3 separate regions of the Mus musculus genome follow, and all the other regions are linked to region 2. A link is a loop called in an ENCODE intact Hi-C map of the cell type or tissue named here. Cell type or tissue: heart. All regions are shown on one strand. Each heading gives the region's core, and the rest is flanking DNA. Links, peaks and the distances in the headings are about the cores only. Region 1 overlaps Bicc1 (BicC family RNA binding protein 1). Region 2 holds the start of Bicc1 (BicC family RNA binding protein 1). Region 3 overlaps Bicc1 (BicC family RNA binding protein 1).

Region 1 (6,960 bases), core at 553-5,552, 110 kb after region 2:
CGCACACATGTTGAACCACCGATCCAGGCAGCCTGTGCTTTGAAGATGCCAGTCTCCTTTTTTATCTACCGACTGAAGTAGCGGAGGTTATCCCCCAGAGTAGGCGATGGCTGTGAAGTGCAGGAGCTTGGGTCCACAGCTTTCTATACACCCAAAATCTTGTTCTAGGTTTTCCAAAGGTAAGGAAAAAGTGACTTTTCCCAGCTAGCAAGATGGATTAGTGTGTCTGTGTATGTGTGTGTGTGGGGGGGGGGACGTGCCTGCAATCCCACGACCCATGTTTGATCCCTTGTGCCCACATGGTAGACAGAGAGAACCAACTCCCACAAGCTCCCCTCTGACCGCCACCTAGGTGCTGGGGTCATGCAGCTCCCTCTCACAAACATGTCATAAAATAACATATAAAAAGATTTTTTTTCTGCCAGGCAGGGGTGGCGCGGGCCTTTAGTCCCCGGAGGCAGAGGCAGGTGGATCTCTTCGTTTGAGGCTAGCCTAGATTGCAGAGTGAGATCCAAAGCAGCCAGGGCTACACAGAGAAATCCTGTCTAGAAAAACAAAACAAAAACAATAACAACAACAACAACAAAAGATTTCTTTTCTTTGAAGTGGCAGGATCTAGATGGTGAACATTCATGGTCATTGCTCTGTAGAGACGACTGTTGCAGGTAGTTTAAAAACACACTACCGCCTTATGCCTGGGACCACAGCCCACACTCTAGTCCTTCCCGGTTTCCTTTTGTTCCGCCCAGGATCAGTTGCCACCAGCCCTAACCTAAGACCCTGAATCTGAGGATGAAACACACACACTCAGCTTGTCACTTTACAGCTTGCATTCTGCGGCACAATTGCACCTGGAAAGGCGTGCCCTTACCGACTTGTTATCCCCATCTCTCCCTCTGCCATAAACTTAATGGCTTGTATCAGTAGCCTCTGCCAACATCCTTGGCCGTCAGCCTGTAGTGGAGGCTGTAGGCCCAACTGCCCTGAGGCCTTACATGACCGCAGCATCCTCTTTACTCTAAAGCATGGCAGAAAAGCCCCTCTCTTTTTCCCTGCATCTCTTTTTCCTCTTGGGACCCGGAAGTCCCACCTATACCTTCCATCCAGCAATTGGCCCCCTGTTCTTTATTGACAAGTCAAGAACCAATTAGAGAACAAGGCCTTAGTGTCAGAACCACTCCTTATGCCCCTGCTACATTAAAATGAAGGGAGCTACCCGGTGCTGCCACAAAGTCAGTAATTATGTGGTAGTCAGAGGAGAGAGGTGTGGGACGTATCTTGTGAACACTGTGGAGCTTTCATAGTGTTGGATCCCCCCTTGATCCTCTGAACTCGAGGTCTAACCTAGACAAGCAGATGCCACTACCCTGTGAGCTCTGAGTGTGTCAGACACTGAAATTAGCCTCAGGGTGAGGATTTATCCAGAGCTTGGAGACATAGATCCTGGATCTCACGAGTCTGGAAGCATCAGCGATGCCTCGTGAGTGTTGGAACCCCCAGATTCTGAGTGCTATTCTGAGCTGGTAACCAGGGCTCCAAACCCAGGACCCCCAGGTTTTTCTCTGTGTACAGCAGTGACTTACAGTGAAGCAGAGCAGAAAGTTCATGTTCTCGCACAGCACACTATGCGTGACCACAGTGGTAGCGGAAGGATGGCATGCCCCCAGTTACCCTCATGGTGGGTTTTAATGTGCCCATCATAGATATTCAGAGAATGACAATTTTTTTTTCTGGCTTGGAATTTTAAGCATCTTCCACCAAAAGCTGCCAATTTAAAAAAATGTGACGTTACTCTGTTTTGAGATTAATTTGAAAAGAAATTTTATCCAGGTATAAAATGTCAAAGTTTGGAAGGGACCTTAGAATACTGCTTTTGTTAAATATTTTTTTGTTTCAGGGTTTGGAGGAAGAAGGATGCATAAAATTGTTACTGTCTTGTGGCCTCTTGCTCGTTTTTTACTTTCTTTCAAATTTCTTAAGTACATCCTTTTCATTGATGGTGATGGTGGTCATGATGGTGATATTGATGATGATGGTGATAATGGTGGTAGTGATGATGATGATGATGATGGTGGTGGTGATGCACCTTACCTAACACAGCGCACAGTGAACTCTCTTTTCTTGAATTCCTTTGTTGTTATTTCTAATTCAAAACCAAAAATAAAATAAAAAATAAAAAAAAAGTCTATACACGGCACTAAACCATTTCCTCCATACCGTGTTATGCTGGAATATTTTTGGCATGCAAAAGTAGTTTTAACCTTGAAAGTCAGATCACTCAGAAAACAAATTTGTGCCGGACCACTTTTGACTGACCATGGATTTAGTTTTATAAAGTCAACGGGACCATGGCATTTAAAAGCGGGCCTTCTGCGACATGTGTGGACTATCTAGTTGACGTGAATCAAGATTGATGGGCGACGGCGCCTGCCCGAGCTGCCGGATTTCATAGGAGGGGGCGTACATCATTCTGAGCCAGGAGGAGACAAACGCTGCCCAGAGGTTGGCCATGCAGCCAGAAATACTTTAGCGATTCATGGTGTTCTCTCCAAAATTCCAGGGCTGTTACATCCTCTTAGCGGATCTGATTTGTTTTCACTTCTTTCTGAAACTGTGCCCTGCTGACGGGACAGATATTCAATAATCACACCCACGTTGAGGCAGAACACTCATGACCATCCCAGCCCGAGGCGGGCCAACATTGGGCCGTTGACTTTTATTCTGAAGAGGATGCTGATTCCCATGAGAATGTGACTCTGTATCTTCAGAATATCTGAAGCCCGGGATCTAAACGGAGTGTGGAAACTGGAGCCTGCTGGTCTGGTTTTTCTGTAGACTCTTTAACTGTGGGACTTACTTGCTGCAGTGTCCTGGGCATCTGTTGACAAGGATGCCATTTTGCATTGTCTCAGCATTTATGTGTGTATGTGTGTGTGCTCGCGTGCACACACACACGCTCCATTGTGTGCATGTGCAAGTCATATACACATGTGCACACATGCATACATAGCCAGTGCAGACTTTGCATTAGAGCGTTCCGTCAGCTTTGTCTTCCAGGACTTTCCGGCCCTCTCGCTGCTCTGGGAACGCAGCTCTATTGCTTGCTTCATGTTTTCACGGCCAGGGGAGGAGGAAAGAAAACGTGCCTCCCTGGTCCTTGCCTCCCTGTCCTCTACTGAGACTCCTTCAAAACTTAGTAAACTGCATACAATCTCAGCGACATTGCTGTTGTGACTTAAAAGGTCAGACATCGATCGAACATGTATGTTGAGCTTCTAGTCTTATCATTTTATTTTTGGATACAGAGTCTTGTTAGGTTGTCCAAGCTAGCCTTAGACTCACTGTGTAGCCCAGGTTGGCCTTGAATTCAAAATCATGCTGCAGTGAATTTTTTTTTTCTAATGCTGGTGTTACAGGTGTCAGCCAAGGTGACTGGTCACCGTGTGAATGAGAGGCAGAGACCCACTTAGGGTTGGCAAAGCATTATAGGCCACACAGTAGCCTCGTGTATCTTACTTGAGTTATCATTGTGGAGATATGGGCCATTGGCTGCTCCTCAGATGTAACTTAGAGATTCCCATAAGCTTACAGGCTCCACCTGATCCCAGTCTTGGCTACTGACAAACTCTTATTTTTAGAAATGATTCTGAGTTTGAGGCAGGTACCATTATGCAGACCAGCCTAGCTCTAAACTCACTCAGTAGCTCGGGCTGGGCTTGAACTCTTGCTGTCTGTGTCTCCCCCCCCCCCCAGCCCCGCCCCAGCCCCGCCCCAGCCTCCTGAATGCTGGGTTTATTGATGCTTAGCAACACACTTGGCACAATGCAATGTTCTTGAAAGCCCACCTCAGCTGCCCTCATCCAGCAGGCCCGTGACCATAGAGACTGGAAGCCATCTTGTGATGTGCTCTGGGTCTCCAGCATCCCTTGCTGTGGCCCTGGGCCACATGTGGAATTCATGTGTTCTCAAATGTCTGGGTCATTTTCATTTCCACTTTCTGGCTAGGATCCTAGCCAGAAAATTTAGCTTAAGGATGAGTACCTTTTGGTAACAGCTCTAACCTTATATTTCAGGGTTGTTGTTAGCTGACCTTCTTCCAGGAAGGTGCGAAGTCAGGTCTCCGTGACCCTTAGTGGATTAAGTTTATTTCCAGTTAATTTTGCTCAGTGTTACTCAGAGTCCAAAGCAACCCTGCGCCACCTTGGCGTCATCCCCACTCATCTCCATAGTACCCTCACCTGCTCACAGCCCCCATCACAGCTGGACTAAGAGTTCAGTCCCCCTCCCCCAACCCCGCACCCTCCGTATGCTTTCCATCTGACATGCCCTTCAGAGGCTCATGTTGTGAGTGCATGGTCCCCAGCTGGTAGTGCCATCTGGGAAGGTCCTGAAACACAGAGAGTGTCCTACTTGGTTGAAGTAAGTCACCAGGACCCGTTCTCGAAAGCCCCGCTTCCTTTGTGACCCCTTGCTTCCTGGTCTCCCATAATATAAAGAATCCTGTCAGTTACTCCTGGTGCCATAACCCAGATGTCCACCCTGCCTTTCCTATGGTGGGGCTGCGTTCTTCAGAAACCATGAACCAAAGTCTTTCCTTGCTGAAGTCATTTCTGGCAGGTCTTCACGTGATTCTGGGTAACCAAGGTAACCAGGTAATGGAAGGAGCTGTCAGCATCCCAAATGACCTTTGTTACCTGTCCGTGTTCAGTATGTCCTTTTAAATACATAGTTGCTGAGTAATTTGCTTTAATCTTTGTTGTTATCCTACGGTTCAGGTGTATTTTGGGCTAATAGTTTTGTTTCCTGCAGTTAGGTAGGACAAAGCTTTGGGCAAGGGGAGGGGCTTGTTCGTTGGTCCCAACCTGGTGCCAGTGTTGTATTTTAAGGGTGTGTGACTTTTTTTTTTAATTGTGAAATAATTTTTTATTTAAATTTTTATTTCTCAAAATTTTAAACATGAGTAGACTGTTATAACATCTCCACCCATATCTATCCCCTCTTCAATCCCTCCCGTGTTTCTTACCCTAATTCCTTCTCAAAATTCATAACCCATAAAACCTAGTGACTCCATCTTGTATTACACGTATGTACACATGTTCAGTGCTAATCATGTGGAACTGAATAACATATTAAGGGGTCTTATGCTGATCGTGTTCTGAGCCTCTTAAGCTCTCTCATGCCTGACCCAACTTCTCCCTCCTCATTGTATTCAGAAGCCTGTTCTATGTGCTTTCTACCCAGGTATTAGAAATAACACCTAAAGAGGACAGGCCCCCTCCAGCCTCCTTTCCCCTCTCTCAGGAGCGCACAGGGAGATGTGATGGAGGACCCTGGTCAAGCTGGTCACTGTCAAAGCCCCTGACTACAGGAGAAGTGTAGTATGATCCACACAGGTCTGCAGCTGCAGGGTTCCTGGCAGTCTGAGGAGTTCCACCTGCTTCCCACTGTCCGGAGTCTGTTGTGTGAGTCGTTACCATCCTCACAGTGTTTCCGTTCAGTAATCAATGTGGAGGTATAGAGTTAGCTGCTTGATCTGTGTTCAGGTTTGCTAAGTTGCTGGCACAGGCTCCTCCGGCAAAGACTATATGTCACGAGTTGTTTCTGTTACATAATTTCTTTCACAGTGGGAAATAGCTGAAGTCATTGGAAGGTAACTAAATACTTTAAAACACACCTAAAATTGGATTAAGTATTATTGAGTTTATACTGATTTTAAACCTGATGAAATTTGGACTTTGAAATAAGAAGTCCTAAGAATAATGTTGTGATGTTCTATCCTTGGCCCCTGGCATTCCATTTTTTTTTTTAAAGATTTATTTATTATTATATGTGAGTACGCTGTAGCTGTCTTCAGACACTCCAGAAGATGGCATCAGATCTCATTACGGATGGTTGTGAGCCACCATGTGGTTGCTGGGATTTGAACTCAGGACCTTCAGAAGATCAGTCAGTGCTCTTAACCGGTGAGCCATCTCTCCAGCCCCTGGCATTCCATTCTTAAACAGGCAGACAAGGTGAGCTTTCTGAGGAGTTCCACGCACCTTCCAGGGATGGAGAGTGTGTCCTCAGTCCATTCTCACATTAGCAGGCTGAAGCCGCGTGTTGACTAAACTCCCAAGGCACACCTTTCTTGCTACACAATGAAAGGCACCTTTCAGTTTGAATGTAGAAAAACCCCCTCTTGAAGAGCGAAGAAGGCCTACCTGAAATGCCAATTGCCTTGGTAGACTCGCGGTTCTCCATTCTTTCTTATTTCCTTTACAGATTTACATTTACTCATGGGTGGGAGTGAATGCTGCATTTTGCGTAGGGACCACGGAGGCTGGAAGGAGGGCATTAGATTCCTTGGCACTGAAGAAAGGTGGTTCTAAGTTGCCTGACACGCACGGGTGCTGGGAACTGAACTCTGGTCCTGTGGAAGAGCAGCAAGTGCCCTCGACCACTGAGCCGTCTCTGGGTCTTTGGTGTTAAGTGTGAACAGGTGTGAGGTTGACGTAGCTTACACAGCTTTCCTGCCTCTCAGGCTTTGTCTTCAGAAACGTGGCAAAGGCTCCTTTTATTGAGCGTATTATACTTTCATATGGTTCACCTTATACATGTATAAGTGGATTGTCATGAGAAAAAATACAGATTATGTTTTTTTAAACAATCTGATGAGCAGATGGGGAAAAAAGCCATTGAACTTCATGAACATGTAGTTTCAGGTTAGAAAGCTCATTAAATGAGCTTGTTACCTACAGCTGAGCATCATGGATGGGAACCTGGGCAGTTGCAGCTTCGATTCGGGCTGTCCAGAACAATCACATTATCAGCCCCCAGGATTTCCTCAGTAAGTTAAGGAAAGAAAAACTCAATTAAAAAGTTTTATTGGAAAGAACAGTTTCTCTCCTGCTAGCCACCAGCACCTGACAGAAACTGTTGTTGTTGTTTAAAAATTAAGTTCCACCTTCCCACGAATAC
Region 2 (6,960 bases), core at 1,489-6,488:
GGGCAAGTGAACAGAGGCATGGGGGAGAATGTGCACAAACATGGCTAACCAAGCTGTTCTCACAGTGTCTAGGAGGATGCATGACCTTAACGGGTAAAGCAAAGTCAAGATAAACGGAAGTCACGAACAGGTACCGCTTGGGCTCCTGCCTCACTGCTGTGAGGCTCTCAGGGAACGGACGCTCAGGCATCCCGATTCTTGGAGCACTGGGGCTGGTGCAAAGGGCCCGTTGATTACAGACACCGCAAATCTCTTTGCTCAGGCAGTGAACATGTCTCTGAGGGACTCCAGACCACATTCCCTCTGGGTTCAGGTCCTGTTTCGACCTCTGCTTCTTTCAGCTCCAACAGCAGTGGGTGTGTTAAATGTCTTGATAGAGGAGGTCATATTTGGGCACATTCTTGGGATCAACAGGACTCTGGACAATAAGTTTCCCCCTCATCGCTCCCTGGTAGATGACTTCAATCAAATCTATGAAGTCTTGTTTGGTTTTGAAGCTTCCTACGAATTTAGTGTGATCCGGAGACCCATAATCCACCTTCATGTGCTGCCCATTGAAGAAAAATACGGTAGAGGGAATGTAACTGATGTCAAAATACTGTGTGTAAACCGGCATGTGGTCCACATCCACCAGCTAAATAGCAGCCATTTTACTCAGGTCGGCTGAAGTCTTTGAGAGAATATCATCCAGCTGCAGACAGATGGGGTCCTCACCCCTCCCAAACCTGAGAGCCAACACCTTCTCCACAGTGCTTTCGATCGCCTGCTCTACTTCTTTCTTGCTGGTCAGTTTGGGCAAGAGGAAGCTCATCTTGAAAAAGTCCAATGCTAGTCCACACTATCAATTCTACAGTGTCTAAAGGCTGCTGAGATGAAGTGGGCGGGTCCTGGGGTGTTCCTTAGAAATGCTCCCTCCGACCTGAAATCCGCACAAGCAGAAGTCTCTTCTTCTTTTTCTTCTTTTCTTCTTTTCTTCTTCTTCCTTCTTCTTCTTCTCCTCCTCCTCCTCCTCCTCCTCCTCCTTTTTTTAAAAATGTGAACCATCATGTGGTTGCTGGGAATTTGAATTCTGGACCTCTACTCATTCCGGTCAGCTCCGTTTGCTCCGGCCTAAAGATTTATTTATTATTATATCTAAGGTGACCAGACACACCAGAAGAGGACATTGGATCTCATTATGGATCGCTGTGAGCCACCATGTGGTTGCTGGGATTTGAACTCAGGACCTTAGAAAGAACAGACAGTGCTCTTAACTGCTGAGCCATCTCTCCAGCCCTCCAGGCTGCTTCTAAAGTCTCAGTGATTTCTAGTAAAGAGCATATCAACCTCCCCACAGTGCACAGGCATGGCTGTGTTCTCATTTGAGAAACCATCTTTCTCCTGGGCCGACATCACAAAACCCACGCTAGCCTTTTCTCCTTTCTCTTACTGCCGATTCTATCTTGCCCCGTGTCCTGTGTCTGATATGTGAGCAGCCCACAAAAGAATGCTTACTTAACTCTCTCCTAAGCTTTATTTATTTTTCTTCTCTTTAACCAGCCACGCCCGATGCCTGCATCTCACTAGAATGATTGCATACAGGCAAAAATCATAGTCTTTCCCCCATCTGTATAGCCCAGACCATCATATCCGATTGTCTATCTGACATATTTTCGGAGTTCTCAATGATGCCCTATCCTCACTAGGTTGAGGAGGACATTGTAGTCATTCCTCTGGTACAACAATCTCCCAGTAATCTCTAATTCAGCTCACAGCACCAAGCTCTGTGTCAGCTGTAATCCTGTAGACATACCTTTCCCATCATCCCATGTCTCATCCAATGCCAGTGTAACTGATGACACACAGGAAGGCTTCCCACAATCCTCTCATGCCTCTCTACACTGTCCCTGCCTCAGATACCATTGGCATTGTTACGGTCTAAGATTCCCATGTATCGTCTACATTGTTCCAACTCTTCTCTCCTTGCCTTGCAATGTCCTCTGAAATACACTGGCGCCTCTTTAATGATCGTATTTAACCACACCACCTTTAACCTAAAATGTTTGTGTACTTTCCCTTTGTTGTGAGAATGAAGATAGAACCCCTGACTGGACTGATTGGGGCGTCTCGAGCTTGAACTCTCTTCTTTTAACTCACCTCGTACTTGAAACTCTCATCATCCAGTCCCCCACTTCCATGTCCTGGCTCTGCTGGTTTTCTCATTGTAGCAGGAACCAAGGGAAAGATGCATCCCATTCCTCCTCTACCCACCCACCCACCCACCCACCCACCCACCCACCCATCCATCCATCCATCCATCCATCCATCCATCCATCCATCCATCCATCCATCCATCCATCTATCTATCTATCTATCTATCTATCTATCTATCTATCTATCTATCTATCTATCTATGGTGTGTGTGTGTGTGTGTGTGTACATGTCCTCAAGTGCAGGTGCCAGAAGAAGTCAGAAGAGGGCACCAAACACAGCTGAGCTGGAGTTACAGGCAGTTGTGAGCCCTGCAAGGTGGGCTCTGGGAATGGAACTCTGGTCCCCAGGAAAAGCACCAAGAACTCTATAACGGCTGAACCATCTCTCCAGCTGGAGATATGTTAAAGTTCCGTTTTATTATCTATTTGTGTATGCGTGTGAGAGTGTTATTCCAAAGTGCTCTTGGTATGGCCAAAAAGGACAACTTGCCTGCATTGGGCCTCTCTTTCCACCATGTGAGGCCTGAGGGTCTAACTCAGGTTGTCTGGCTTGACAGCCAGTGTACTTATGTTCTGAGTCACGTCTCCAGCCCCCTGTAAGAGTTTTGATTCAAACACACACTGTATGATTATCTATGGGCCCCAGGTGAACCCTATGGCTCACCCCACTTGTAAACCTACTTCTTCCCTCGGTAGCACAGTGCTTTTCTACCATATTTAACACCATCATCCTCCTACGTAGAACAGATACTCTTGTGCGTTTGGTCATTTAATAAAAGGCAGTACGATTCTGTGTGGCGTGGGGGCGAGTGTTCCAAGCTCACAGCAGGACTTCATCCTCTGAGCTCTATGCTCCGCTTTGAGAGTGATGGTGCGTGGGCTGGCGGGCAGTCAGCATCAGAAGTTGCGAGGCTTTCATCTGTGGGCCGCCTAGAACAGAGAGGAGCTCCCAGCCTGTCTAGAGAATGAGCCAGCCATTTCTGTGATCTCAGACAGAGATAGATGCTTAAGGTGGCGAAAGTAGTGTCTTGTTGAATCAAGGCCTGAAATTAAAGTCAGAGAAGGGCACATCTGGCGAAGGTATCTTTGGATTGGACCGATTAGGTGCACACAAGTCAAGTCTACTCTGACATCTGCAAAAGTTGGTCATCAATCCCTCTTGTCCCCAGATCTCCTTTTATTACTCTCTATTCTCATTCAGGCTTGTGGGACAGACTCAGGGTGTTCTGAGGGTCTGTAAATAGGACTGGACTTGGGAGCATACCCTTTGAGCACTTTGGGGTGAACTTGATCTAAGTTTGGAGTATTCTGAGTATGGAGAGGGATGGAATTCGGGTATAGGGATAGAAAAGTGACAGTAAGGGATTCGGGTGTGGATAAGCAAGCTTGTACGCCTGGCAGGAGTGAGTTTTTGATGGAGTCTCCATCAAAGTTTGTGAGTTTTGATGGAGTCTCCATCAAAGTACAAAAAAGTGGCAGTAAGTGACGAGGGCGTCTGGCGGGGCACCCCAGGAGCGCTAGGCTCGAACTGGGTGAGGGGGTCCGAGAGCCCGAGGGTCCACGCGATGGGTCAGGCATTCCGGGCGGCGCCGCGCGGCGTGTGGACGTGGTGCGTGTGAGAGGGCGCGGGCTGGCCGCTCCCGCCCGCTGCTCCCCGTGGGCCTGGCCGGCCAATGAGCGCGCGAGGCGGCGGCGGGGCTGGCGGCGGCCGGAGGCGCGGGCGGCTCTGTGCGCTCGGAGCGGGCGCTGCGGGCGGGCGGGGGCCGGGGCGCAGGCGATCGGCGCGGCGGGGCGGGGGGCGGCGCCCGAGGCGGGGATGCGCAGGGCTTCCCGCGGCCACGGCGGCGGCGGGGGCACGAGCTAGCGCTGCGGCGCGCCGAGCCACATCGGCCGGGGCCGGGGCGGCGGCAGCCCGAGCGCCGCTCGCACCATGGCCTCGCAGAGCGAGCCGGGCTACCTGGCGGCGGCGCAGTCGGACCCCGGCTCCAACAGCGAGCGCAGCACCGACTCGCCGGTGGCCGGCTCCGAGGACGATCTGGTGGCCGCGGCGCCCCTCTTGCACAGCCCGGAGTGGAGCGAGGAGCGCTTCCGCGTGGACAGGAAGAAACTCGAGGCCATGCTCCAAGGTAGGCATGCCCCTGCTCCTAATCCTCTCCCAAGTCCGCCACAGGATCGTCTCTCAGTCCGCTCACGGGACACCCTCCCTCCCCCCCAACTTTGTCAGCTTGCTCGGATCCGAGGAGCTGGAGGCCCGAGTTTGTGCTGCAGCTCCGAAGTTGCTGTTAGGACCGCGGCGGTGCCAGCTGCAGCTGGGACATCTGGGCCGTGGCATCCTTACACTACGGGACCGCCCAGTGTGCGGGACTTTGCCCGGCTTCCCGCAGCCTGGAATCTCTGCCACCCCTGCCGCGTCTTTTCCCTCCCCTCCTTAGTATCCGCTTCCTCCAGCTAGGGCCTGCTCTCGTCGCCTGGAAAAGCGCTGCAGATGTCAAGGCTTCAGCTGGGAGCCCCCGCCCCCACGCCGGAGTCTTGAGCTGGAGCAAGTCACCCAGGCGTGGGGATCTGTGCCCTGGCAGTGCGAGGGTAGCATGTGTCAGGGTAGCATGTGTCAGGGCAGTCCTAAAAGACATCTTGAGTTACATTCAGTCCATAAACTTCTCCCTTGCAGCTGTGGGAGTCTGACTTGACTTTCATATTTTGGGTTTTTAATTTAAAAAAAATTTTTTTCAAATTCTTTATAGAGTTTCTGGGATTTTCCCAGGAAGAGAAACTTTCTCCACACTGGATCGGAAGCAAATGCTGATTTATTGCTTTAGGATTAGAGTGAGCAGTAACAGATCCAAGGTCATTTTGACCTTTAAAAATGTCCATTCGCAGCCTACCTGTGTGGCTCACCTCCCACATCCAAAGGCAGAGATGAGGTAGCTGGAATGTGCATTATTTTTAAGACTTGAGGAGATCTGGCCCCTGCTCCCAGGAAGGGAGAGAGGTGAGGATTCGGTAGCTCTCATCCTTCATCCCGGGAAGCTTGGAGGTCCACAGACTCGCTTTTATTGCTGTCTGCGTGACTTATTTTGACTTTATCTGTCAATGTATCGCAGTATGGGAGCAAGTTATTCCTCTCTGGAAATGCAGTGGCTTCTCGGAACAATTAAGAGGGTTATTTTAAGAGAGAACAACATGTTTTCCTAAACAATAACTTGGTGGAAATAAGTATCAGGAGTGCTTGGCAGGCGGTTCTGGAAGGGCCGAGAACTCCTCTCCTTTGTTGCTTATTTGTATTGATAAACATTCCAAATGTCATGTCTTGTGTTTTTTTTTTTTTTTTTTTCCCCCTGAGATTATGTAACTTTGGAGGAAAGTAATAGATCTGAAAATTGAAGCCGGGTTACATTTCAGGAATTTTTCATTTGTGAAGCTTCCTTATTAGTTCCACGAGTCTGCCTAGTTTTGGGGGGTTACAAACAAAATGTTACAATTATGTTGCAGATGGATTGTAAGATCATTGCCTAGTTTTGGGGGGTTACAAACAAAATGTTACAATTATGTTGCAGATGGATTGTAAGATCGTAGTGAACCGGAAGATTCCCTGGCTGATCCAACTTTCTTGTGTTGGAAACAGAAAGGGTGATTCCTCAGAATATGGCGGTCTCATCCTTCAGGGATACCCTGCACAGATGCTGCGGTGGGTGCCAGTTTCTGGGCAGCTCACTTGTAAAATCTGAGTTCTCCTAGGGGATTTTTCTTTTCAGTGAATTTTCATTTTTGATTCAATGAAATATGGGTAGAATATTCAGAAAACATGAACTGTTGTTAACCCTGTTTTAGGCAGGCCATTTTAACATCTGAAGGCCTGAATCACTTTTCAGTGGTCAAATGTTTAGCAGTGAGCCTGTATTGACCTATACATAATGAGTTAAGCACTTAGTGCTTGGAAAGTTCTTTGAGTCTTTTTCCAGAGTTACTTAACAAATACATTACCTTGTTGGCAAAATAAGCCCTGAAGTCATAGAGGATAGGACCCATCGAGGGCACAGTGCACCGTGGAAGCTCATTACTCTTACCCATCCACATAAGATTCCACAGAATCACCACATTTGTGAACCAAGGGTGATCTTGTGTTTATTTTCTTTATGCTATAGCGGGAATGAGCCTCAGAGTTGCTCAGACTAGCATTCAAATCTCTGTGGGACCGTGGGCAAGCTCCCAAGCTTCTCTCTGCCCTCAGTTTCCCCTCTTGTAAAATAGAAATTGATTTTTTTTAAAGAACCTTTGTAGTTTTTTTGGAGGAAGTGAAACATTTGATGCCCAAGGAACAAGATCTGCTGAAGTGTTGGTAAATGCCAAGAACTTCACAAAGCAGCGTTACCTCCTGGGTCCAGCTCATTTCAAGTACATACCACAGTTTGTAACATGTGAGATATATTTGACAGATAGTTGGGGAGCACAGATCGTTTGCAGTTCAGAGTTGCAAAAGCAAAATAGATAAAAACTGATATCTGGCAAAAAAAAAAAAAGGTATTTTTAGGTGGAAACTCTTCCTGTGGAAAGGATCAAGGACGGAGAAGTTACATTTGTTTGTATTTCTGGTTATTGTGAATTTGTGATTTACATTTTTTTCTTTTTACAATAGCCTTTAAAAGTATATGGGATTTTCCATTTTAAAACTTCCAGGGTAAGTAAGGTTGTTGGCCTTCAAGTCTTCAGAGTGTAAATCGTCGATTATAATGCTTGGAATTTGTTTTTAGAGAGACTGTCCTGGGGGCAA
Region 3 (6,960 bases), core at 1,433-6,432, 100 kb after region 2:
AGGGCTCCAAAATGCTGGCATTGCTCTGTGAATAAACCCCACTTACCCTAAGCTGGTACTCAAATTTGTTAATTACCTAGTGGTAAAACCTGCCTGGAAGAGTGGCTGAGAATATCTGTGCTCTGTGATGTGATCTGGGCTCTAAGCTTCCTGGGTAACTGGAAGCTTCTTAGCTCCGAGGCTCTGAGGCTTCCAGGGTCAAGAGCTGAATTCTGTTCTGTGTAGATCCCAGCCCATCTTCCCTGCAATGTTTATTCAGTCCATGTGTGCTGTGTTCTAGGACATAAAACAATGATGCTTAGTCAGGGAGAGGAGAAGGTCACAGAAATGATTTCGAGGCTGGCTTTCTTCCTGGAATGTTGTGGGACTTTTCCTGTAACAAGTTCCTGGTGATTTGAGGACATCTGCAGACGTTGTGTTCAGACTCTGACTTGCAGTTCTTGGTTCAGGGCAGCCGCTGCACGCATCCTGTGTCTGACCATGCAAACCTCTATCATGGAGATCACCCAAGCCTCGTGTGCTCTAGAAATGTGGGCCTTTCCTCCTTATCTTTCTTACACCTTCATGCCTACAAGTGTCATTTACTAGTATGTGGGTCAACCAGTTGTCCCTTCCTTAATGCCAGTGAATAAAATTTTGTGCTTCTTACCCCTTTAATCAAACCATGACTTAAAGATAAGCTGATTTTCCCACTGTAAACTGGGATATTGAGGTCTCTGTTCTTGGTTGGGCCACTGAATGTTTTTGTGACATTTCACAGACAAGTTGGGACATGAACATCCAAGGGAGGGATGGTGTCCTTAACTGCATGGCAACTATATGCACCTTAGAGAGTTTGGCTATATGCCAACTGATTGTGTACTTAGTTTGGGGCTCTCTGATTGCAGTACTCCTCACTGTCTTCTTGTGTCTCACATTTGCCAAGTAGTCTAGCTGTTTCCTGAAGCAACTCCCTCTACGGTTGTCAATCACTACCAGACCTTCAGAGGCATCTTCAATTACATTCACGTCTGAGCAAGGCTAGGCAAAGTTGGACTGCATGATTCTGGCATTCATAAAGTCAACTCTGAATTGCAGAAATGTAGTTATTTATTTATTTTTTATTTTTAAAAGTATTGTTTAAGGTTTATTTATTTTATCTATATAAGTACAGTGTAGTTGTCTTCAGACACACCAGAAGAGGGCATCAGATCCATTACAGATGATTGTGAACCACCATGTGGTTACTGGAAATTGAACTCAGGACCTCTAGAAAAGCAGTCAGTGCTCCTAACTGCTGAGCTATCTCTCCAGCCCCAGAAATGGAGTTTTATACGATACCATCTTAAACCCTTTTCCAGAAAGGGACTGGAAATGGTTTAGGAATTGACAAAGAGACAAAGACTGAAGACGTAGTGCAAAAAAGAGGGACAGCTAGACATACCTCGTGGTGAGGGACAGAAAGTTTGCACAAACATCCCAAATGCCATCCAGGGCTCAATCAGAAACCTACAAGACTCTGGGGTGCAGACTGTGGAAGACAGGACCAGTGGCTTTGGAAGACCACAGACTTGACGTTGCTCAAGCTTGGAAAGGCTTCTGTTAACTTTCTTGAGGAGATGCTGGGGTGCAGGGAGTAGAAGCCCTCCATAGCAGGCAACCCATCAACCTAGACTTGCCTTTTACTGGGTCTTTGTTTTTCCATTTAATTATATTTCTAAGACAGGGTTTTATGTAACTTAAACTAGTCTCAAAATTGCTATGTACCCAAAGGTGACTTCGAACTGTGGATTTTTTTTTTTTTTTTTTTTTTGCTTCTGCCTTCCAAGTGATGGGATTACAGGTCTTGTGTTATTACACCCAAACCCAGGGCTTCATGCATACTGAGCAAGCACTGTACCAGCTGAGTTACATTCCCCTGCCCATGAGTCTTGTTCTAAGTGTAGGATGTAATAGACGTGTTTCTTTGCATTATGTACTCGGATGCTTTGTGCTTATCTAAAAGGGAAAAATAAAAACTCATAATACTGCTCACAACCCACCCAGGACCACAGGACAATGGGGCCACTAGAACCTATACATCTACCACAGTTGTGTAAGAGAGTTCTGTAAGAAGGATAGCTTGCATAAGAGAGTTAGTGTGTGTGTGTGTGTGTGTGTGTGTGTTTAGCTCTTGGAGCCCACAGTTTACCCTTTCTCATATTAGCTTGGTCAGAGTGCAGTGCATGGACCCACCTACTCCCAGGCCTGGGAGCCTCTGGTTTTCATTAAAGACATGTGTGTTCCAGGCAAGCTGTGTTTGTGGCATTCCACAGCCAGTGCCTTTCAAGACTCTGGGGAGGTTGTCCGTCCAGAGCCACCTGAGCGTGCTTGAAACAACTAGATAAGAACAGTATTTTCTTTCTTGGACTTTTAAACATTGTTAGTCTTTGAAACTGTAATTGAATTGAACTTGTTATTGTTGTTCAGAAGGTCAGCCTTCTAAGAAGAAAATGAAGCTGTCTTGCATGTAAAGACTTTAGAAACCTGAGAATCCTTCTGTGTCTTTTCAATATTAGAAATTTAAGTTAAGAGCAATTGTGTAGATTGCCAGCTTATACCACTGTAACATTTAGCATATGTTCAAATCATTAATAAGGTTCTACATACGCTTTAACCCAGAGGCAAAAATTATTTGTGAACATTGATTTCATTTTTTAATCATCTGTACTTGTGTGTGTGTGTGTGTGTGTGTGTGTGTGTGTCTGTGTGTGTATGTGTCTGTGTGTGTATGTGGGTGTCTATGTGTGGGTGTGTGCACACAAATGCAGGTGCCTGCAGAGGCCAGAAGAAGGCACCAGATCCATTTGAACTGGAGTTACAGATCATTGTGAGCCACCTGACCTGGGTGCTGGGGACCAAACTTGAGGGCTTCTGTGAGATCCATCTCCACTTTTAACTGCTGAGCCATCTCTCCAGACCACACAGTTATTTTTAGATGTCAACTCTTTTTTTCTCTCTCGATTTTTAAGATTAATTTTTAAAGTGGATGTACAAAGAGATGGGTTTGGTTGTGATGTCTTCATATATGTGTGTATGTATGGACAAATGTATGTCAGTATAGCAGGCCCTCCTCCAGCCCCTGCTGCTTTTTTGCTGTCCCATCTCCCGCTTCTCTTTGTTAGTTCTTCCCTTCTGCTTCTTTGTGATATATCGAGGTCATTACCTTTCTCTCACTTCCTCCCTCTCACTTTAGATTTCATCTTCCCTCTCGTTATGCCCCTTCTATGTTCACGTCAAAAGCATGTGTATTTAAATTTAAGTGCAAGGAAGCATGCACCGTAAGGAAACAGATGGATCTGGAGATGATTATATTAAGTAGAATAAATGTCAATTCCTCACAGTGAGAATTCTCCAAGTATCATTAGGGTTTGTATTCTGAAGAGTGTCACTGTGGTGTTTGGACCGAAAGTTCACTCTCCTCTCTGCCACCCCCACCCTCATGCTCTTGGCTGCAGCCACTGCACCTCTGTCCACAGACGGGAGGCTAACAGCAAGCTTTCTTCTCCAGGAGGGAAGGGCACACACTTCGAACCTCGGCCGTTCCATTGGCAGGTGTTTATTTTTCCAGGATGACTGAACGTGCTTTCAGAAATTGCCAGGGGTTGCTAGGCAGACTTCAACAAACACAGAGGCCATCGCTGGCCTGCTGCCTGGCAGGTTTCTCAAGCCAAGTGGTTTTGTGACCCTGGCTTGAGAAGGCAGCGTGCCCTCTTTCTGTTTGAACCTGGAACCCCGTGATGCCTTTTGCCAGCTCTCCGGTGGGCATTCTGAGGCAGTTGTGAAGTTGAGGTTAGTTCCCCCAGGGGACCAGCTGACTGACTTTAAAGGAAGGGCATACTGTCATTGTTCAGGATTTCGGGCCGGTTCCCTTGGCCCTCTCAAAGGTGACGAGAAACTGTCTAGAGTAAACCTGTCTCTGAGTCAGCACTGGCTCTGTTCCCGTGTGCTGCCCTCCAGGGATCAGTGGCCTGTCCTGCTGAGCATTCCCTCAGTCTGTCTTCCTCTCTTGCCTGGCAAGGGGAAGAAGTCGTTAGACACCCCTGTGCAGACAGTGTTTACTGCAGTGAGCTTTCTCCATTAATTCAGAGCAATGCTTGAGATACTGGAGTAACACAGGGTTTTTTTTTTTTTTTTTTTTTTTTCTGGACTAGCGATTAGATGTAAGAATGGTGTATCTACAAGTCTGCCCGTTGTAGACTTTGACTGTCTGTGGGTCTGTCTGTTTTGGCTTCACTGCCACCAGAGCAACTTCTCTTGAGGATGGCACCACGCCATTTATTAACAAATACACACTATTCCTGAAGGCTGGCTGTTTAAAAGACAGCACCTTAAATGTGTTAGTCCCGCAGAGCGCAGCTTGCTGATAGACAGAATCTGCTGCCCACTCTCTCCAGGAGGCAACAAGAGTGTGACAGAGAAGGTCACCCTGATCTGTAAGAGGCGGGCAGGCCTACTACTCTCTGCATGCACGAGCTGGTGAACTCATTGCTCAGGTGTGGAGGCTGGAGGGAGTCCTTGGGCATGTTGGGCTCTATCTTTTGTAAACTTATCCCCAACCAGGACCTGGAGCTAGCCTGACAGCCAGAAAGCCCCTTACCTTCTAGTTTGTGCTACCCCACAGTGCTGGGTTATAGATGTGCATAGCCCTTTTCTTTTGCCTCCCTCCCTTCCTCCCTCCCTCCCTCTGCCCCTCTTTCCGCTCTGATCTAAAGGCCATCTACGCAGCCCCAGGCATACCCTTCATCTGGGTTGAGATTCTCCACAGTACAGCCTCAGAATTTTCTCTTTCCTGTTTCCTCCTGAGGAACGACTCTCGAAGCTCCTAGTGCGAAGGGCCTGTAGGGTTTCACAGCTGATGTTCCTTATCAGGGTCGTCACCATAGACACGAGGCTAGGACAAGAGCAGCAAAGATAGATTAGCTCTGTATGATCTTAGCATCCCTCACTCTTTTTATTTAGTCTCGTGTGTCTGGAACATTCTGATGGAGAACAGCACACAAGCTAGGCATGTTTCCCGAATGGAACTTCCCAGCAAGCGTGACAGAAGCAGTAGGGGGTAGGGGTGGAGGTGGGGTGGGGATTCCCATACAAGTGACGTGTGACATGTGGTGCTGAGCTTGGGTGGTACACTCCTGGGTTGGTTTGCTTGTAGACCTGGCTGTCCTGGAACTTGCTCTATAGACCAGGCTGGCTTTGAACTTGGATCTTACCCATCTTTGTCACTAGGCTGCTGGGATTAAAGGCATGTGCTATCGTGCCTGGTTCTTGGGTTTGTTTTTAAATCAAATACCTCAGTCTGTTTTAAGGATTTATATGCTGGTTTCAAAGGCAATGGGAAAACATTTCTTTTCGTGTGTTAATTTTTCTGTTTGGACAGACTCCTCCTTTTAGTGTTTAGAGTCATCAGGGGGAAGTGAATACAGGAAAAGTAGATGGTGTCAATAAAGGACGGAGAAGGGAGAAACCTTCGCCATGGGGGTCTGTGTGCCCCTTGAAGTTCTCTTTCTCATTGTCTGCCTGAGACTTGTGTGTGTGGAGACACCTCCTGTTAGCCATTTATTTTGCCAGCTAGGGTGTGCTCTGCTTGGTTTTCTGTGTCATCAGCCTTTCTTGCTTCTAGATAGCTTTCTATCTCAGGATAGGATGCAAAGATAGCTCCTCCCTATGTGTTCCTCACACATTGGTACCCGTGTCCTCAGAGGTAAGATTTACATGCCAACAGTCAGCCAGTAGTTTTCTGTAGCGCCTTTTGGTCCCATCTTTGAAGGGCTGATCCTGTTGATGTGATTGATGTGACCTACTGATTTTTTTTTTAATGAGTTGTCAGTTATAGTAAGCTGCGTCTGGCGGCTTTATTCAGAACCCTCTAGCTTACCCCAGCACTGTAGAATACTGATCTTCTCTCAAGCCCCATCTAGCACATTCTCGTGCCTCATTTTAATTAGAACGTATTTTTGGAAAAACACAAGATGTGGTCAACTGCGTTAAAAGAGACAAAGCTGGGCCTAATGATTCACAAGTCTAATTCTAGTTTTTGGGAGGCAGGGACAGGAGTATTGTCAGCCTGAGGTACATAAAGAGTTCCTGGTCAGCCTGGTCTGCAGAGTGTGAGATCATGTGTCAAAGGGGGGGACCCAAAAAAAACAAAAAACCAAAACAAACCCAAAAAACTAAGCAGGTCAACAGCTTTACTCTTCAAGCAAACCACTGGCCCATCAATAGGGAGAATGATGTCAACTTGACAGAGACCCTCTCCTCTGGGCGAGGTAGAGCCCATCTGAGGTCACCTACTGTGGAAGGGAGGGTGTGGCCCCTTGAAGCTGCAGGTGCTCAGAGTATGAAAACATCTCCCCTTACCCCTCAGTATTACATCACTCCCAGCGCCCTGGGCAGCCTGAGCTGCGTGCTGCCCCTGCAGGATCTTCCCGTCCCAGCTCCTCATGTTCTTAATTTTCCTCTGCCTTCTGTGGGAGAAGCTTTGGAATCGATCCAAGCCCTCCTCACGTGGCGTTTGACTCAGTAGTGGGCACAGTGCTCCTGTGGGACAGTCGTTCGCTCTTGGACTTTCTTTCTGTGGAGATAGCCTGTGGTATGTTAGCACCCGAATTAGTCCCTGTATGGTATTCATCCTCATTCTTTCCCCAAGAATGCTTTGTGCAGACCTGTCCACACCGACTGCTCTGTTGATGCTCTGCTGTTCCAAAGGACTAGGGAAGACCTTTTCTCTCTACCAAAGATGAGGACTTCTGGTCACTTGTCAGTTGTGCTGTAGAATGTTTTCCTCCCACCCCAAGCTCCCGGAGTAAAGACTCAAGACTGAAAATATATATACAACTACTTAGGCCATATAGCTAGGCTTGTTCCCTGACTAGCTAACAATTTAAAACAACCCATTCACACAATCTACATTCTGCCATGTGGCTTACCTGTGCATGGGTC

What was found. Peaks named below come from ENCODE experiments on the same cell type or tissue, not always from the same donor. Only the 100,000 strongest peaks of a DNase experiment are listed, where the experiment ranks them.
Region 1: a loop joins it to region 2, with 2.2 times the contacts of the local background. A loop is called at or near these places in 3 of 42 quality-filtered maps.
Region 3: a loop joins it to region 2, with 2.2 times the contacts of the local background. A loop is called at or near these places in 3 of 42 quality-filtered maps.

Annotation. Positions count from the first base shown.
Region 1 is chr10:71,045,094-71,052,053 of GRCm38, reverse strand. All of the region lies in intron 2 of Bicc1 (BicC family RNA binding protein 1), which reads left to right. Among named protein-coding and RNA genes, the nearest start is that of Bicc1, 110 kb to the left of the region's middle. In heart, for the core only: no CTCF peak of the experiment used is centred there; DNase peaks (open chromatin) are centred at 903 and 2,563.
Region 2 is chr10:71,156,779-71,163,738 of GRCm38, reverse strand. It overlaps Bicc1 (BicC family RNA binding protein 1), which reads left to right and starts at 4,049. Exons shown (of 21, transcript NM_031397.3): 1 at 4,049-4,318. The coding sequence starts at 4,123. It also overlaps the pseudogene Gm6331. In heart, for the core only: no CTCF peak of the experiment used is centred there; DNase peaks (open chromatin) are centred at 3,878 and 4,688; H3K4me3 peaks cover 2,104 bases; H3K27ac peaks cover 1,313 bases; H3K27me3 peaks cover 1,434 bases.
Region 3 is chr10:71,055,728-71,062,687 of GRCm38, reverse strand. All of the region lies in intron 2 of Bicc1 (BicC family RNA binding protein 1), which reads left to right. Among named protein-coding and RNA genes, the nearest start is that of Bicc1, 100 kb to the left of the region's middle. In heart, for the core only: no CTCF peak of the experiment used is centred there; a DNase peak (open chromatin) is centred at 3,647; H3K27ac peaks cover 2,119 bases.